2 separate regions of the Homo sapiens genome follow, and region 2 is linked to region 1. The links are chromatin loops, found by intact Hi-C in ENCODE. Cell type or tissue: dorsolateral prefrontal cortex. All regions are shown on one strand.

Region 1 (8,000 bases):
GAGAAGCTCCATGACCCTGCTCGAATTTCATTTGCTATGGCTCCAATTATAGCTCCAGAGAAAGAGCTCTCTCTGGTGTTGACATGAGACATTCCCCCACTCCTCTTCCCACTCATCCCATAAAAACGACAACCAGACTAGCTTTCCTCCTGAAGATGCACATGACCAGAACTCACAGTATTTACCTAAGAGCTGAAGGGCAATGGAATTAGGAGTTTTTTTTAAGTCCACAGAAATTAGCAAAAGCCCAAATTTTACCAAAGGAAGACACTGCAAAGAAGTTGTTTGTGCATTTCCTTGAGTGTGAAAAAGTTGTTTAATCCATGTGACACTTAGTTTCTTTTTTTTTTTTGAGAAGGAGTCTTGTTCTGTCACCCAGGCTGGAGTACAGTGGTGCAATCTTGGCTCACTGTAACCTCCGCCTCCTTGTTTCAAGCGATTCTCCTGCCTCAGCCTCCCAAGTAGCTGGGATTACAGATGCCCGCCACCACACCAGGCTAATTTTTGTATTTTTAGTAGAGACAGGGTTTCACCATGTTGGCCAGGCTGGTCTTGAACTCCTGACCTCAAGTGATCCATCCGCCTTGGCCTCCCAAAGTGCTGGGATTACAGGAGTGAGCCACCATGTTTGGCCCCATGTGACACTTAGTTTCTAAAAATATGTATATTCGTCCTAAATCCAAATTTCTAAGATAAAAGCATTCCCAAGATGTATTCAGAGTCCCCGAGTCTACTACTCCAAGGGTGGCATGCCTTAAGACATCCAGCTCTGTGGGGGAAGAGGAGCCTGAGTGTTGGGGCGGGGAAGCAGGGAACAGTGAGAAGCGCTGTGATGTCTGAGACGTGAAGTCTTGTGGGAAAGGGGCAGGCCGTGGAGGGCCCGGGAGGCACTCACAATGCTCCGAAGCATCTTGTCCCCACCACTGAAGGTGACTGCCAGCATGGAGGCACATTCTTCTGCATAGAAAGGCATGCGTCCCTCCTCATCCACAGCTCCTAGGGACAGAGGAGGGAGATTAGAGCTGAGATGCAGAGGGGGTCCTGTGGCAGGGGCTTGCTAATGTCAGTTATCTTGGAGTTACCATCCTGGGGGGCTGTCCTGAGTTTGAAACATGATCTGAGCGGCCCACGTCCCTCAGAGCAGTCCTGATCCTCTTCTGAACAGGCAGTCTCAAGTGGCAGAGGGCATTCTGTGCCGCAATACCATTCTTTCAGTAGGCTCTGGGGTACAACTGGCAGCCTTCTACCTTCATACCCACTTATTCATTCACATGCTTACTGTTTTCAACATTCATTACCCATCTACTGTGGGTCACACCCGTGCCAGGCATCAGGGCCATATGGAAAAGGCCGCAGTCCTAGTCTCGAGGAGCCTAGAGTCAGGTAGAAGTCAGGTAAGTAAATAAACACATGCTAACTGGGAGCACAGGCAAAGGGCACTTAATTTAGGCCTGTGGGGAGTCAGGGGAGGCTTCCAGCAGGCAGAAGGTGGCCCACAGAAAGACAGGCCAGAGCAGAGGCCTAACCAGCTGTGGTGGGGTGGAGGCAGCTCGGTGATCTCCAGATGATGGCTTGAAGGTGTTCCCAGGGTATGCTGACATCTAAGAAGTCCCAAGGTCCTCTGCAAGCAGGGCTAGTCCTATCTGAGCCCAAAGAGATTATTGTGCTCACACATTTAGACACACACAGAAGCTAGGACAAGACGTGTGATGCCCTAACCCTTCGGTGACACACACACAGGAGCACAGAAACATTGGGTGACTACCTATGGTGACGGTGTAGATGGAGTTGGCGTAGCCATCGTAGTTGCAGTTGTCGTTGTGTTGGCCTCCGTTGCCACTGGCTACCACAAAGATGCTCCCAAAGCCCTGGCGACCAGCAATCACCCCATGTTGTAAGGCAGCCTGAGGAGCCAAAACATCAGGGTGTCAGTTGAGGAACCCACAGAAAGACCTCCGCCTACCACATCAGTCACCCTCTCCACCCCTTCTAGAAACAAAGGGAAAAAAGTTCAAAGGGCACTGGGCATGGGGGAAAGATTGGAAGATGGACCCCGCATGTGAGGGAGCTGTGAGTTGACCCAGGATGTGGGGCAGCTGTGAGTTGAATGATGACTGATGGACACCCTCTGCTTATCAGAGGACAGGGTGGGGCCAGGCATGGGAGCTGAGGATAAGATGAAAGGGAAACAATCTCAAAGCACTGTTCCATTTCCCTCTCTAGGAACAAACGTCCCCTAGGCTTCCTGCCCCGACGTTAGGTGTTCTCTTCCTGAAAGGAGACTGAGCGTGGAGGTGGAGTGGGAAGATGGGTCAACTTGCAGCAGTTCTCCCGGGACTGTATGAAGAGGGCATCCCGTTTCTCAGAGTCTTTGTGCAGGCCAGTTACCTTTCCAAGCTGATGGGGGCCATCCACTGTCTTCCCATCGTCATCTGGTCCCCAGCTGTTGAGAAATAAATACCTAGAGGGGACAGCCAGAGCCAGGCTGCGGCTACCCACCCAGCGCCTCCCAGTCTCAGCTGGCTGCCCTTTGACCTGCAGCTCTTAACTCCTCCCAAGGGTTCCACTTAAAGGCTTCCGTGATTAAAAGGCACAGGGTTCAAAGGTCCATCCCCTCTCCAAAGTGGAAAACAGAAGTGTGCTAAGGCTCTTCTTTTCCTTGTGAATGTCCCCATAGCCCATAGTGGCAGAGAGGGACAGAGGTCACTCATCTCCTGATCTAGGGATCAGAGACATGTAGACCTTTTTTTTTTTTTTTTTTTCTCCTGAAACGGCGTCTTCCTCTGTTGCCCAGGCTGAAGTGCAATGGCGCGATTTTGGCTCACTGCCACCTCCACCTCCCAGGTTCAAGCGATTCTCCTGCCTCAGCCTCTGGAGTAGCTGGGATTACAGGTGCCCACCACCAAGCCTGGCTAATTTTTGTATTTTTAGTAGAGATGGGGTTTCACCATGTTGGTCAGGCAGGTCTTGAACTCCTGACCTCAAGCAATCCACATGCCTCAGCCTCCCAAAGTGCTGGGATTACAGGCGTGAGCCACCGCACCTGGCCCAACTCGTAGGGTAGAAGGCAGAGCGCCCATGAACTTCTGTGGAAGCTCTTGGTTCTCAGGTTGAGGAGTTCTCTATTCTGTCTCTATCGGGAAGTGTACCCTGTGGATGATGTCATGGATTTAAGGGAGGTATGTCGGGGGAGGAACAGGTGCCATCAATGCCATGTGGGCCCCCAACCCCATTTCCTTCTTGTCCAGTCCAGCACAGCCATGCCCTGAAGGTGCAGTGCATTGGCGTGGGGTGGGGGATTGGTGTTGGGCATTCAGCTGGCCTGTGGATGGAGAAGAAAGCCCGCTTTCTTGCAGAGGCCTTAGGAGTTTAGAAAACAAATAAATGTGCACAGGCCAGGGCTTCTCATGTGGCAATCTGATTACGGGGGTGACGGGGGCTTAAGGTTGAGTGCCCAGTGGCTGGGAATCTAGAGAAATGAAGGCAATGGACTTATTAGCTGAACCCAATGAGGAGACCCCTGCTCCGGCCTAAGTCAGCCCACTGGTTGGGATTTTGTTGGCGGATTTGTCCCAGGTGCTCCAGGCTCTTGCCCTCTCATCTGCAGCTCTGCCTCACCTGCAGCTGTAGATGTCATTGATCTGATAGTGCTTGTTGAACGCCACTGCCTCCATGCTGTCTGTGAGAGGTCCATCCAGTACCCGGATACCTAGGCAATGAAGGCCACAGCAGCTCCTCACTAATGCTGGTCTCCTAGCCGGGGAACTGGGAGGTGGGGAGCCATATGTGGGAGACTTATTTTTCCCTACATGCTCTTTGTACATTTTGCTTTTTTTTTTTTTTGAGATAAAGTCTTACTTGTCACCCAGACTGGAGTGCAGTGGCATGATCTCGGCTCACTGCAGCCTCCACCTCCTGGGTTCAAGCGATTGTCTTGCCTCAGCCTCGAAGTAGCTGGGACTACAGGCGCATGCCACCACACCCGGCTAATTTTTGTATTTTTAGTAGAGATGGGGTTTCACCATATTGGTCAGGCTGGTCTCGAACTCCTGACCTCAAGTGATCTGCCTGCCTTGGCCTCCCAAAGTGCTGGGATTACAGGTGTGATCCCCATAGCCCCCACGCCCAGCCCATTTTGCATTTTTACACCATGTATACGTATTACTTGTCCCCCCACCAAAAAAATATATATATAGAGAGAGACAAAGTCTGGCTCTGTCGCCCAGGCTGCAGTGCTGTGGCACTTTCAGAGAAGGGACTTGGACAGGGTTTCTGGCTCCTCCGGTCTCATTTATGGAGAGCTACTGCCCTCTGCTGGAGTATAAGAGGAATAGTCTGTTCAGTCTGTAGGTTCCCAAGCACATAAGGAGTTATGGTGAGGGCTTCCCCATTCATTCCCTTCACCTTTTGCCTTGATGGACAGACGTTGAGTGTGAAAGAACCACAGAACCACCTCCAGGGAGGAATAGGGCTGCTCAGCTCCCCCAAAAGGATGGAGAGCAGCCCGTGACCATCAGTGGGACTGGGAGCTGGGGAGCTGGGGAGCTGGGAAATGCAAAGGCTGCCACCATAGACGTATCGGATCATAGAGGAAAAACCGACAAGAAGGCACTTTGTAATTTATGGAACTATAAATAGAAAAACATGTTTGAAACACCACTGCACTGAAAAATCAATGAGCTGATATGTCCTACAGACACCTATTATAAACTCACCCTTGCTCTATGCTATGTGTGTCAGCTGGGCTATGGGATAAAGATGTTTCAGAGTAGGGAGGGGTGCAGGAAATGAAGACTGTGGTCACAGGAGCAGCCTACCAAGGCTAGGCTGGAGGCACAAGTTACCTGCGATGCGGCTCCCGTAGGCCACGCCCACGGCACAGAAGCTGTTGTTGGGCACAGCCGCGATCTCTCCTGCACATCGCGTGCCATGGTGGTTGCCATTCTCCACATCCGGGTGGGGCATGGGGTCAGGGTCATTAGAGTTGAGGTCATAGCTACCCTCAGGGCTCTGAAATATTTTGGAGGTGACATGTGGTCATTCACTGGTTAGAGGGGATCAGGTCCTGGGGTTCAGGGACAGAAAGGAAATGGGAGTTTGGGAATCGAAGCTAGGGCGATAAGCTCATTTCTCATCGTTTCTGTTTTTGAGATGGAGTCTCACTCTGTTGCCCAGGCTGGAGTGCAGTGCCACAATCTCAGCTCACTGCAACAACTGCCTCCCAGGTTCAAGCGATTCTTCTGCCTCAGCCTCCCGAGTGGCTGGGACTATAGGTGAGCGCCACCACACTTGGCTAATTTTTGTATTTTTAGTAGAGACGGGGTTTCACCATCTTGGCCAGGCTGGTCTCAAACTCCTGACCTCCTGATCCGCCCGCCTTGGCTTCCCAAAGTGCTGGGATTACAGGCGTGAGCCACCGCGCCCGGACCCAATAAGCCCATTTCTATCTGCAAACCACACTGGCTAAAAGATATGAGCAAAGGACACTGGGGCAAAACTGAGAAGTGCCACAGCTCCCAGCAAACTTCTCTTGCCCATTATGCGAATGTGCCTACAGCTCCACGGCTTGGGAAACCTGGAAAAAAGGCAGGTAGGGCTCCCTAGAGGCCACGCTTTAGAGAGAGGAAGGCACTCGGATTTCCAACAAGAGGGAAGTTGCCTGCAGGGGCCACTCCTTACTCCTCAGAAAAGGACTAGAACTGAGAGCAGGATTGTTCTTAGAGTTAGAGCCACCTGCTGTGCCTTGACTGGCTAGCTAGGGAAAAGAAGAGGATGAACCCCATCCCACCTCCCAGGCTCTTTTATTTGGCCCAAAGACCTCTAGAAAAGGGGACAAGACTGAGGCAACATCAAGAAGGAGGTAAGACGTGGGGAGTGAGGGGTGTCGTTCCAGGGCCACTCACATAGTTGGGTGCAATGTCCTGGATGGTGTGTTCCACTCCGTCATCCACTACCACCACCGTCACCCCTCGCCCAGTCACATTGCGTTCCCACACACCCGTCACGTTGATGTCCCTGCCCGGGCTCCGTCGGTTATTCTGTAAGAGAGACAGGATGGGAATACAGTGACACATAGCACAGCCCAGAGGGAGATGAAGTTATAGCTAGCAGCCCCTTTTCACCCTTGGCCTCCACCAAAGAGCCAGACAGATTGCAGACCAATAGGTCAGGTGGGAACAGAGTCAAGGAGGAGCAGGTGAGAGCTCTGCCACAGCCTTGGATTCTAGGAAAGTTTGTCATCAGTCATGGGGGATTCGGGATAAAATGGTAGCTAGGGTGAAGGGTTGGATGATACACTTCTTTTTTTTTTTTTTTTTTTGAGACGGAGTCTTGCTCTGTCACCCAGGCTGGAGTGTGGAGTGCAGTGGCAGGATCTCGGCTCACTGCAAGCTCCGCCTCCCGGATTCACGCCATTCTCCTGCCTCAGGCTTCCGAGTAGCTGCGACTACAGGCGCCTGCCACCACGCCTGGCTAATTTTTTGTATTTTTAGTAGAGACAGGGTTTCACTGTGTTAGCCAGGATGGTCTTGATCTCCTGACCTCGTGATCTGCCCATCTCGGCCTCCCAAAGTGCTGGGATTACAGGCGTGAGCCACCGCACCGGGCCAGATGATACACCTCTTATGCCAATGGTAGTATCGTATCACTTATGTCATAGTGTTTACCATGTGTCAGGCATGGTTCTAAGTGCTACACATGTATACATTCACTTACCCTAACCATAACTCTATGAGGTAGGCACTATTACAATCTCCACTTTACAGATGGAGAAGCTGAGGCACAGAGTTTAAGCAGCTTGCCCAAATGCACATGCTAGTAAGTGGCAGAGCTGGACCATGAGCCCAGGCAGCCTGGCTGCACCATCTGTGCCCTGAGCACTGTAGAACACCGGCCTCTAGAAGACAGTAGAAGGGAGGGAGAGCCTAGGGAAACACCACAGAACCGGGAAATGGTCCCTCAGGCAAAGGATGGAGGTGACTGAAGAGTGATATAGTCAAAAGCCCATTAAAGAACTGGACTGGAACCTACCCACCTGAAACTGCAAACTGCAGGACTGGACTCACCAGGTGCCATTGCTGCGGGTACTTGGGGTCGTTGAAGTGGACGCTGCGCTTGGCCCGCCTTAGCAGCCTCTGCTCTGAGTGCCAGCGCACAGCTTCATGCCCAGCCAACACAGCCTCCACCTGCTGCCGGATGGCCTCCACCTCCAGGGCCGGCCTGTGCCCAGCAGGCTGGACAAAGAGGTAGTGCCCCTGAAGCTCTCCGATGCGTCCAGCATTCACCAGCCCTGCTGCCTGGGCCAAGGCATCCGCCTGCTGCTCCAGAGTCTCTTCCTCCCCGTCACCTTCCAGGCTTTCCAGGTGCACAGCCCAGCTCGGCCCCCCTGTGCCCTGGCCATCAGGCCCACCTGTCCCTGCCAGGCCCATGACCCAGGGAACCAGTAAGAAGAGCCCGGCTAATTCCAGCCAGAGGCAGGTGGGCAGGCCCAGGGGGGCATCCAAGTGTGGCACTTTCTGCCTCCCCTTCGGCATCAGAGCAGTGGACTGCAGACAAAGAAAAAGGATATGGAAGAGATCAAAGAGCTGGTAACTGCAGGAATCTGAGAGGGAGATGCTGAGCCATCCATGTGTTCCCCCTGGAAGTCCCTAAGCCATGCCTTTTAAATTGTGAAACATTTGATCTTCTCTTTTTGTTCACATTTATCCCTGACCAACAGGGATAAGCCCCCAGGTGGAGTGTGGGCCAGCACTAACACCAGCGGATGGCCTCCCACAGCAAGACAGCCAATCCTCACGACACCAGCTAATCCAGCAGGAGGTCCAGTTGCTCACAGGCACTGCGAGCAACCCCTGTTGCCACCCACAGGGCTCAAAGCACACATCGCTTCCACAAACTACTGGCTGCATCGTGACTGTTCTTTAGCAGAGACAACCCCTTCACCCCTACATTTAGAGGGGACATAAATCTTTCCCTAGCTGACTCCTCAGTCCAGTTGTCCT
Region 2 (8,000 bases), 350 kb before region 1:
GGGACACATGGTAGGGAACCATGATCACTATTCTCCAGCAGTTTAACTGGTTTTACATTCCTTCTTGCTTGCTTCACGTGCTGCTTTAGTGTTACATAATAGTTTGTTCCCAGTGTCCGCCTTTCAGGTTATGGCCTGATTACAATCACATGCAAAGGAGGCTGCAGCAGCTTTCAGAGGAGTCCCCTGCAGCAGCGGTTCCCAGCTCACCCTGTCAAAGTTGGGATCGGCGTCCCCTAGCTTCATCCACTTGTGCTTGCAGATCTGCTCCATGGAGAGGCGCTTATTGGGATCTAACACCAACATATGGCGGATCAAATGCTCACATTCTGCAATGGACAAACAGCCTGCCTTCAGTCTCTGGTGAGGGGAGGCACCAGGGGAGTAGAGGAACCAGGGGCAAAGCCAGCAGGGAGGCTATCCAACTCCCTGCTTCTAATTTTGTCTCTCTTGCTCTTTGATCCTTACCTATTCTGTTGCTTATGCCACCAGAAGGGGCTAAGCAAAGGCAGAGAGAGGTGGAGAAAAAGAAACTCAAGTGTGGTAGTCTGGTTGTTGCCTTCACCAAAAGGCTGACCAGAAAAGGTCTGGGGATAATCCATGGATTTCATTTATTTATATTATGTATATGGCCCTATTTAACACAAGTAATGAAGAGTAGAATGGCCTCTAAAGAGATTCAGTATCTTACAAGGTTCTCAAAATATTCAGTTCTATCCTCCTAAATGTACCACCACGCGCATACTAATGCTTTTGGCTTAGGTGTGCAATACCCTTCTTCAAAACTCAGGGAACTTGAATTTCTGATGGCACAAGGTGTGTGGGGAGAGAGCCACAGGCTACTTCTCTCCTATGCCCTGGGATTCAGCTAGCCTTATTTATCATTTTCTTCTCAATGTTATTTAAATAGTCATAGGTATTTAAAACTGGGCTGTGAGCTACAGATATTCAGATCTATAGAAATTTTTCTCTGGGAGCTCGTATTACAGATTACATTGCAGAAAGAACAATGGATTCAAAATCAAGAAACGTATATTCTGATTTCAAAACCACCCTCTAAGTTTTCTCATCTATAAAATGTGGCTACTGAGGGTGATGAGAGTAATAGTTGTGATGAAGGCAGTGATGATGATACCAAAACAGCACTATTGATGCATCTTCTGAGCATTTTACAATTATTATTTCCTCATTTAATCTACACAGCAATCCTAGGAGGAATGTACTATCATTGTTCCCATTTTAGGAATAGCAAAAACCAGGCACAGGGAGGTAAAGAAACTTGTCAAGGTCACATGGCTATTAAGTCAAACCAGATAGCCTGACTCTTCACCTGGTTCTCTTAACCACAATGCTACCCTGCCCCTGTGGTGCAGAGTTGTTGGGGGATCCAAATCCCCCAACACTAATTCAGCACTGAACCATTAATTCAACATCTTTATCCAAGCCACCATTTCTGACTTACACGCTGCAAAAGTCTCCTACCCGGTCTTTCTGCTTCCATTCTTTCTCCATTACAATCTGTTTTCTATAGAGAGGCAAAAGGAATTTTTCCAAAGCATAAATTTGGGCATATCACCACTTTGCCTGTAACTCTCCAATCTCTTCCCATAACCCTCAGAATGAAATCTAAAGTCCTGGGCCTCCAAGGCTCCTACTTCTCTCTCTCCCTTTTTTTTTTTTTTTTACATAGAGTCTCGCTCTGTCACCCAGGCTGTGGAGTGCAGTGTGCGATCTCGGCTCACTGCAACCTCCGCCTCCTGGGTTCACGTGATTCTCCTGCCTCAGCTTCTCCAGCAGCTGGGATTACAGGCCTGTGCCACCACGCCCAGCTAATTTTTGCATCTTTAATAGAGGCGAGGTTTCACCATGTTGGCCAGGCTGGTCTCGAACAACTGACCTCAAGTGATCCGCCTGCCTCAGCCTCCCAAAGTGCTGGGATTACAGGCGTGAGCCACCGCGCTTGGCCCCCTACTTCCCTCTCTGACCTGGTTTCCTGCCACTATGCACATTTCTAGTTTTTGCACATGTTTAACACACTCTCATCCAATGGCCTTTACATGTGTTTTTTTGTTTGTTTTTTCCTTTAGTGGAAATGGCCATTCCTCAGATCTTCATATGATTGGCTCCTTGTCATTCAGGTAAGAGTTTAAACGTCACTTCCTCAGAAAGCTCTTCTTTAACCATCTACTCTAAGATGGGCCTCCAGTCACTCTCTATTACATCACATTCATTGTCTTCACGCAAATGATTTCTTTGGGAAACCATCTTGTTTATGTATTTACTTATTGTCTGACTCCTCCACTGCAATGCAAGGCCCATGTCTTTCTTTCTGTTGTACCCAGTATCAACTCTCCAGTACCTAAAATGGTTATTATATCTAGACACTTAGGAGCTGCATAAATATCTACTGAATATGTAAATAAATATTTGTTGAGTATTTAATCAAATGAGATTGTAATTGTGAAAATTTTTTTAAAATAAAATTTTCTATAGGTTTTTAAATTTTCTGCTTCTATTTAATCACAACCGTCCTGAAAACAAAACTGGCCAGTGAAAATAACAACAACAGTAAGACATTATTACAAAAAACTACTTTTGATATACCAAGCACTGTGCTTACCAACTTTATTACATTTAACCTTCACAACAACCTTAACTTAGAGACTATAATTAGCTCCACTTATAAATGAAGAAGAAACAAGATTTTGAAAGTTAACATATTCAACATGGCAAAGAAATGGTAAAGTTGGGACTTCTAAGCTGTGCTCTTGACTACCCTATTATACATCTCCACATGGATATAAATTGATCTACTTTTCTAGGGTGAATTCAACTCTTCAATTTCTATACCATTTGGCAAACACCATTCTATATTACTGTTGTGAAAAGAATACTACAAGTAACTAAGATAAATTACTCTTATTTTAATTTACTCTAACTTCAAAAGATAATACAACAAAGTTCCTATATCAAAATGATTTCTTACATCAGGCATCAATTTGTTGTTGCTTTACAATTAAAACTATATTCAAATGCAGTGTACATCTCAAAGACTTCTACATTCCTATAGAATAAAGTAAATGCCATCTACAACAGTACGCTTTATTAAAATTACATTTCCAGAGTAGTAAGGCTAGAGCCACAACTGTAGCAGCACCTGTATAGATTATAAATGTCATTGACACATATGTTTATCGTTTGCAGTTACTTAAGAGGACAAAAGTGTTCTTAATTTAGGAAGTTGTTAAAGACTCCTGTGTAGGGAGAAGGCTAGGACCAAACTGTTGTTAAGGCCTCTAGATGGCACTCTCCTGTTTTCCTTTGGTCTCCACACACAATTTAGTGCATAAGATGACCAAAGCTGAATGGTGTTCAGTTACAGGCTTGCTTTAAAACAGATTTTTTCCAAGGCAATTTCCTTAAAAGCAAACAACAATAACAACAACACCACCACACACACAACCAAACCAAAAACAGTACCATAATAATTCCTAATTAGAAGATATATCTAGTTCAATTTCAGGATCTTGAAACCTCTATTCAGTCATCCTTAACCATTATTTGGCCTCAGATGCCTTGAAAATTCTCCAAAAAAAAAAAAAAATCTGCACAAGAATTTATACACAAGACCTTGCATGTAACTTTAGACTACTCAACGATGTCCTATGAAGCCTGCATAGATCCCCCAGACCCTGGTGTCTACAGGCCCCAGATTAAGAACCAAAACAATTCTTGGTTACAGTGTCAAGGGCAAGAGCTTTTTAATCTTGACTATCCTACATAATATCGAACGTGCCAAGGAACAGAAATTTAACATTTTTCATATGTGGTGCAGATGGAAAATATGACAAAATGCAGAAAGCTAGAGTATCATCATCAATTCATATTTCCTAAGTGTCATGTAGTTCATGAAATTAAATTCAGATGAGATTTGAAGACACCATTCTACATAAAACATGGAAACAGGGTGAAAACGAGGGGAATAGATGCTCTCAAACCTAAGAACACAATCACCCACAGGACATTCAATTTACAAGCATGGAAAGATGGAGCCCTCACATTAAACAAAACATCAACTTTTCCAGATACCAAGAACTACTCTATTTTATTGTCTAAAAGGTCCCTGTTGGCCAGGCATGGTGGCTCACGTCTGTAATCCCAGCACTTTGGGAAGCTGAGGTGGGCAGATTGCTTGAGGCTAGGAGTTCGAGACCAGCCTGGCCAACATGGTAAAACCCTGTTTCTACTAAAAATACAAAAATTAGCTGGGTGTGGTGGTACACACCTGTAATCCCAGCTACCCGGGAGGCTGAGGTAGGAGAATGGCGTGAACCTGGGAGGCGGAGCTTGCAGTGAGCCGAGATCGCACCACTGCACTCCAGCCTGGGCGACAGAGCGAGACTCCGTCTCTAAAAAAATAAATAAATAAAATAAATAAATAAATAAAAAATAAAAGGGCCCCATTATTTGCTCCCACCCAAAAGGCAGGGCCTCTGATGCTAAATGAAACTGAACCACTTTGGGCAATGCAAGAATATGCTCCTCTGCTTGTGTGTGCCAGAGAAGCAGCTTCCCTTCAGAGCTGCTTTCATCTGCTCCATGCAAGACGCCAAGCGGTCTCCGCAGTGAGAGTCACTGTGGGCCCAGGAAACCTGATCTGCCAACAGAACGTTAACTAGAGGATGTTCAGCACAGGCCTTGCCCTGCTGCGCTGCCAGGCATTTGGATGACTTTGTGGGGAGAGAGCTGCTGTATGGGCAGGGTCCTAAAATGAGAATTAAGTTGACATAGCCAGTGTGAGTCCGTATCTGTGAAAGCAACATTTTTTTTCTTTTTTTTTGTCCTTGATAATAAAACAAATTTCTCTAAGTGGTTACAACAAACCAAAACAATTCTTGGGAGATAAGTCTTCTCCATAAGCCGTGTGGATTTGACTGAAAATAGTAATGTCCCTTTGGCATACCAAGAGAGCAAAAATGAGAGAAAGATACATAGAAAAGAGTAAAAAAAATAGGGAAGAAGAGAATGAAAGACTAATAGAGCAATTCATTCAACAATATTATTTAATCATTACTAACATTTATTGACCATTTACATGATAGGCAAAGTGCTAAACCCTTTAAGTTAATTTAAGCATCTACTTCACAAACCAACCCAATACTATTATCTCAATTTTATAGACAAAGAGAATTTAAAATCAGAGAAGTTGAGAAACTTGATCAGATAATAAGAGGCCAAAGCAGAATACAAATTCTGGTCAGTCTTACTCCAGGGAGCTCTTAACCTACATGGTACCTAAAATAAACACATTATTGGTATTCTGGGTTATGAAAACAAACCAAAACAATTCTCTCCTCTGGCAGATCAGATGCCATGTCATCTTCACAGGTTCCATCATGACAGAATCACCCACAAGCTAGGTTAGTACAAAATGGGCCAGGCAAATAGATGGTGCAAAGACCAAGAACTAGCTTTAAGGGGAGACGGCAAGTTGGATGGATTAATGAGGCAGGGACATGAGAACACTAAATGGGGAGCGTTGTCTTATTCATAATTTTGCTGGTGAGGATTAAATACACTGTGGTAGAGCAAACTTATTTATATACTCTAGTTGTTGCAAGGTGATGAAGACTATGATGGAAGGCTTGAAACAGAAGGCTTCCCGAATCAAGGATCAAAGATAAGAGGAGATAGGTAAAAATTTAAGGAACCAGATCATCAGACTCTTCAGGCTGATCCTATGAAGGAGGGAAAGCCATTTGTCCCTGAAACCCTGCATGTGACACCAAAGAACAGAACATGGCAAAACAATCCTTTCCAGCTCTGTGGTGAGCAATGGCATAGAAGAAACTGAGTCATGGATTCTTTCTGACCACATAAAGCTGCTTTGAGCTGGTGGAAACAGAAGACATCTGTGTACCAGAAGGCACAGAAAGGCTTTCTTGCAGGCAAGAAAGTGCATGCTGCTTACAGGTGCTCAGAAGAAGGGGATGATCTAGTTTCTTATGTACTTGGTCCAGTCAATGGTAGGTGTGTTCAAAGGTAATTCTAAAGCACCCAGCCCAAGAGTTCTATATTTTCAATAATTTAAACAAACTTCTTAAAAATGTTTACTTCTTAGTAATGAATTGCTTCTGGCACAATTCTCACTTCAAAGAGGGTTCTATTTTTTCTAAATTTCAAAATCTAAAAAGGAAACAAAAATAAATTGGCGATTAAATCTCTGAAACATGTTTCTATGGAAAATGAATTACTTGACAAAAACCTTTTAAAAGTTAAATGACATTAAAGTCTTAAAGTTTTCAGAACAAGGATGCTATGCAATACACTGCTTGATGCTGTTATCCACTCACTTTGTCCAGCTCGGGTACCAGCCCTGGGGGAGAAGTGATGCTATTATAGCAAACAGAACAAGACCAATGGATGGCCTGCAACAGCAATCTCAGGATGGAGCCACATGGCTTTGATAAGAGTCTATCCCTGTATTTTAGATGTTCTGGATTTAAAAAATGTTTGTCTCAGAGCACCTCTTTAATGCTGCCTGCCTTTTCCTAAAAGACAAACTGCACACAAAACATGCTGTTTTTCCTCATGAAAAGAAAATAAAGTCTGTTATAATGTCCTGATCTTGTTATAACATGGACAGAACAGTGTGACTATCTTGCAGTGCTATGATCCCTGCAGAAATAATTAAAAAGTAAATCAATAAGAAACCAGGGGTGTTTTCTGCCAAGATACCTTCTTTTGCTAAGAAGCCAGCCAGAGTTAGGAATCTTCACTCTGCTTGTGGACTAAGCCCTAAAAATGATGTTTTATTAATACGCTCAAGAAACACTGTCAATGTCAACTGCCAGCTAAGATCAAACCTATTTATTTAACATAGTCACTATTTAAAAATGTAAACAAATAGACAAATGGTCCTCAAAATAAGACATTTGGGCCCGGCATGGTGGCTCACGCCTATAATCCCAGCACTCTGGGAGCCCGAGACAGGCAGATCACTTGAGGCCAGGAGTTCAAGACCAGCCTGGCCAACATGGTGAAACACAGTCTCTACTAAAAATACAAAAATTAGCCAGGCATGGTGGCGTGTGCCTGTAATTCCAGCTACTCAGGAGGCTGAGGCAGGAGAATCACTTGAACCCGGGAGGCAGAGGTTGCAGTGAGCCGAGATTGTGCCACTGCATTCCAGCCTGGGTGACAGAGTGAGACTCTGTCTTAAAAAAAAAAAATGACATTTGTATATATAAATAACATACAGTAAATGTGCTAACCTATAGATACATTCAGAGATTGTATAAATGTTAACTATAATAATACAAAATACAGGGATTTTGTTGTTGCACTGAAATTTTGTTATTTTGGGTACTGCTAGAACAATGGTGTTATAAGGATTGGAATGCTTTTATTCTATACATTAAATTTTGACATATTACTGCTATAATAGAAATAAACATTTCTAAATACCAAGTTAAAGGACTAGTTATTTATTTTTATTTTGAAATGGAGTCTCATTCTGTTGGCCAGGCTGGGTGCAATCATAGCTCACTGTAGCCTCGAACCCCTGGGCTCAAGTGATCCTCCTGCCTCAGCTTCTCCAGTAGCTGAGACTACAGGCACACACCACCACATCTGGCTTTTTTTTTTTTTTTTTGATGGAGTCTCGCTCTGTCGCCCAGGCTGGAGTGTAGCAGTGCGATCTCGGCTCACTGCAACCTCGCCTCCCGGGTTCAAATGATTATCCTGCCTCATAAACGATAATATGCCTCCTGAGTTGCTGGGACTACAGGTGCATGCCACCACGCCCAGCTAATTTTTTGTATTTTTAGTAGAGGTGGGGTTTCACCGTGTTAGCCAGGATGGTCTTGATCTCCTGACCTCGTGATCTGCCCATCTCGGCCTCCCAAAGTGACATCTGGCTATTTTTTTTATTTTTATTTTTTAGAGACAGGGTCTTGCTATGTTGCCCAGGCTGGCCACCTTGATCTCCCGGCCTCAAA

The links. A loop is a pair of places that touch in the nucleus more often than their neighbours do. Peaks named below come from ENCODE experiments on the same cell type or tissue, not always from the same donor. Only the 100,000 strongest peaks of a DNase experiment are listed, where the experiment ranks them.
Region 2: a loop joins it to region 1, with 3 times the contacts of the local background. A loop is called at or near these places in 64 of 110 quality-filtered maps.

The regions. Positions count from the first base shown.
Region 1 is chr11:117,222,313-117,230,312 of GRCh38, forward strand. It overlaps PCSK7 (proprotein convertase subtilisin/kexin type 7), which reads right to left. Exons shown (of 17, transcript NM_004716.4): 3 at 7,065-7,544; 4 at 5,904-6,038; 5 at 4,845-5,010; 6 at 3,619-3,709; 7 at 2,389-2,443; 8 at 1,766-1,904; 9 at 896-996. The coding sequence starts at 7,532. Among named protein-coding and RNA genes, the nearest start is that of PCSK7, 5.8 kb to the right of the region's middle. In dorsolateral prefrontal cortex, a CTCF peak has its summit at 4,306 (motif pointing left); a DNase peak (open chromatin) is centred at 4,229; H3K4me3 peaks cover 43 bases; H3K27ac peaks cover 2,031 bases.
Region 2 is chr11:116,876,714-116,884,713 of GRCh38, forward strand. SIK3 (SIK family kinase 3) reads right to left here. Exons shown (of 25, transcript NM_001366686.3): 7 at 211-329. Among named protein-coding and RNA genes, the nearest start is that of APOA1, 43 kb to the left of the region's middle. RefSeq lists a silencer at 3,342-3,391. In dorsolateral prefrontal cortex, CTCF peaks have their summits at 3,319 (motif pointing right) and 3,519; a DNase peak (open chromatin) is centred at 4,648; H3K27ac peaks cover 6,823 bases.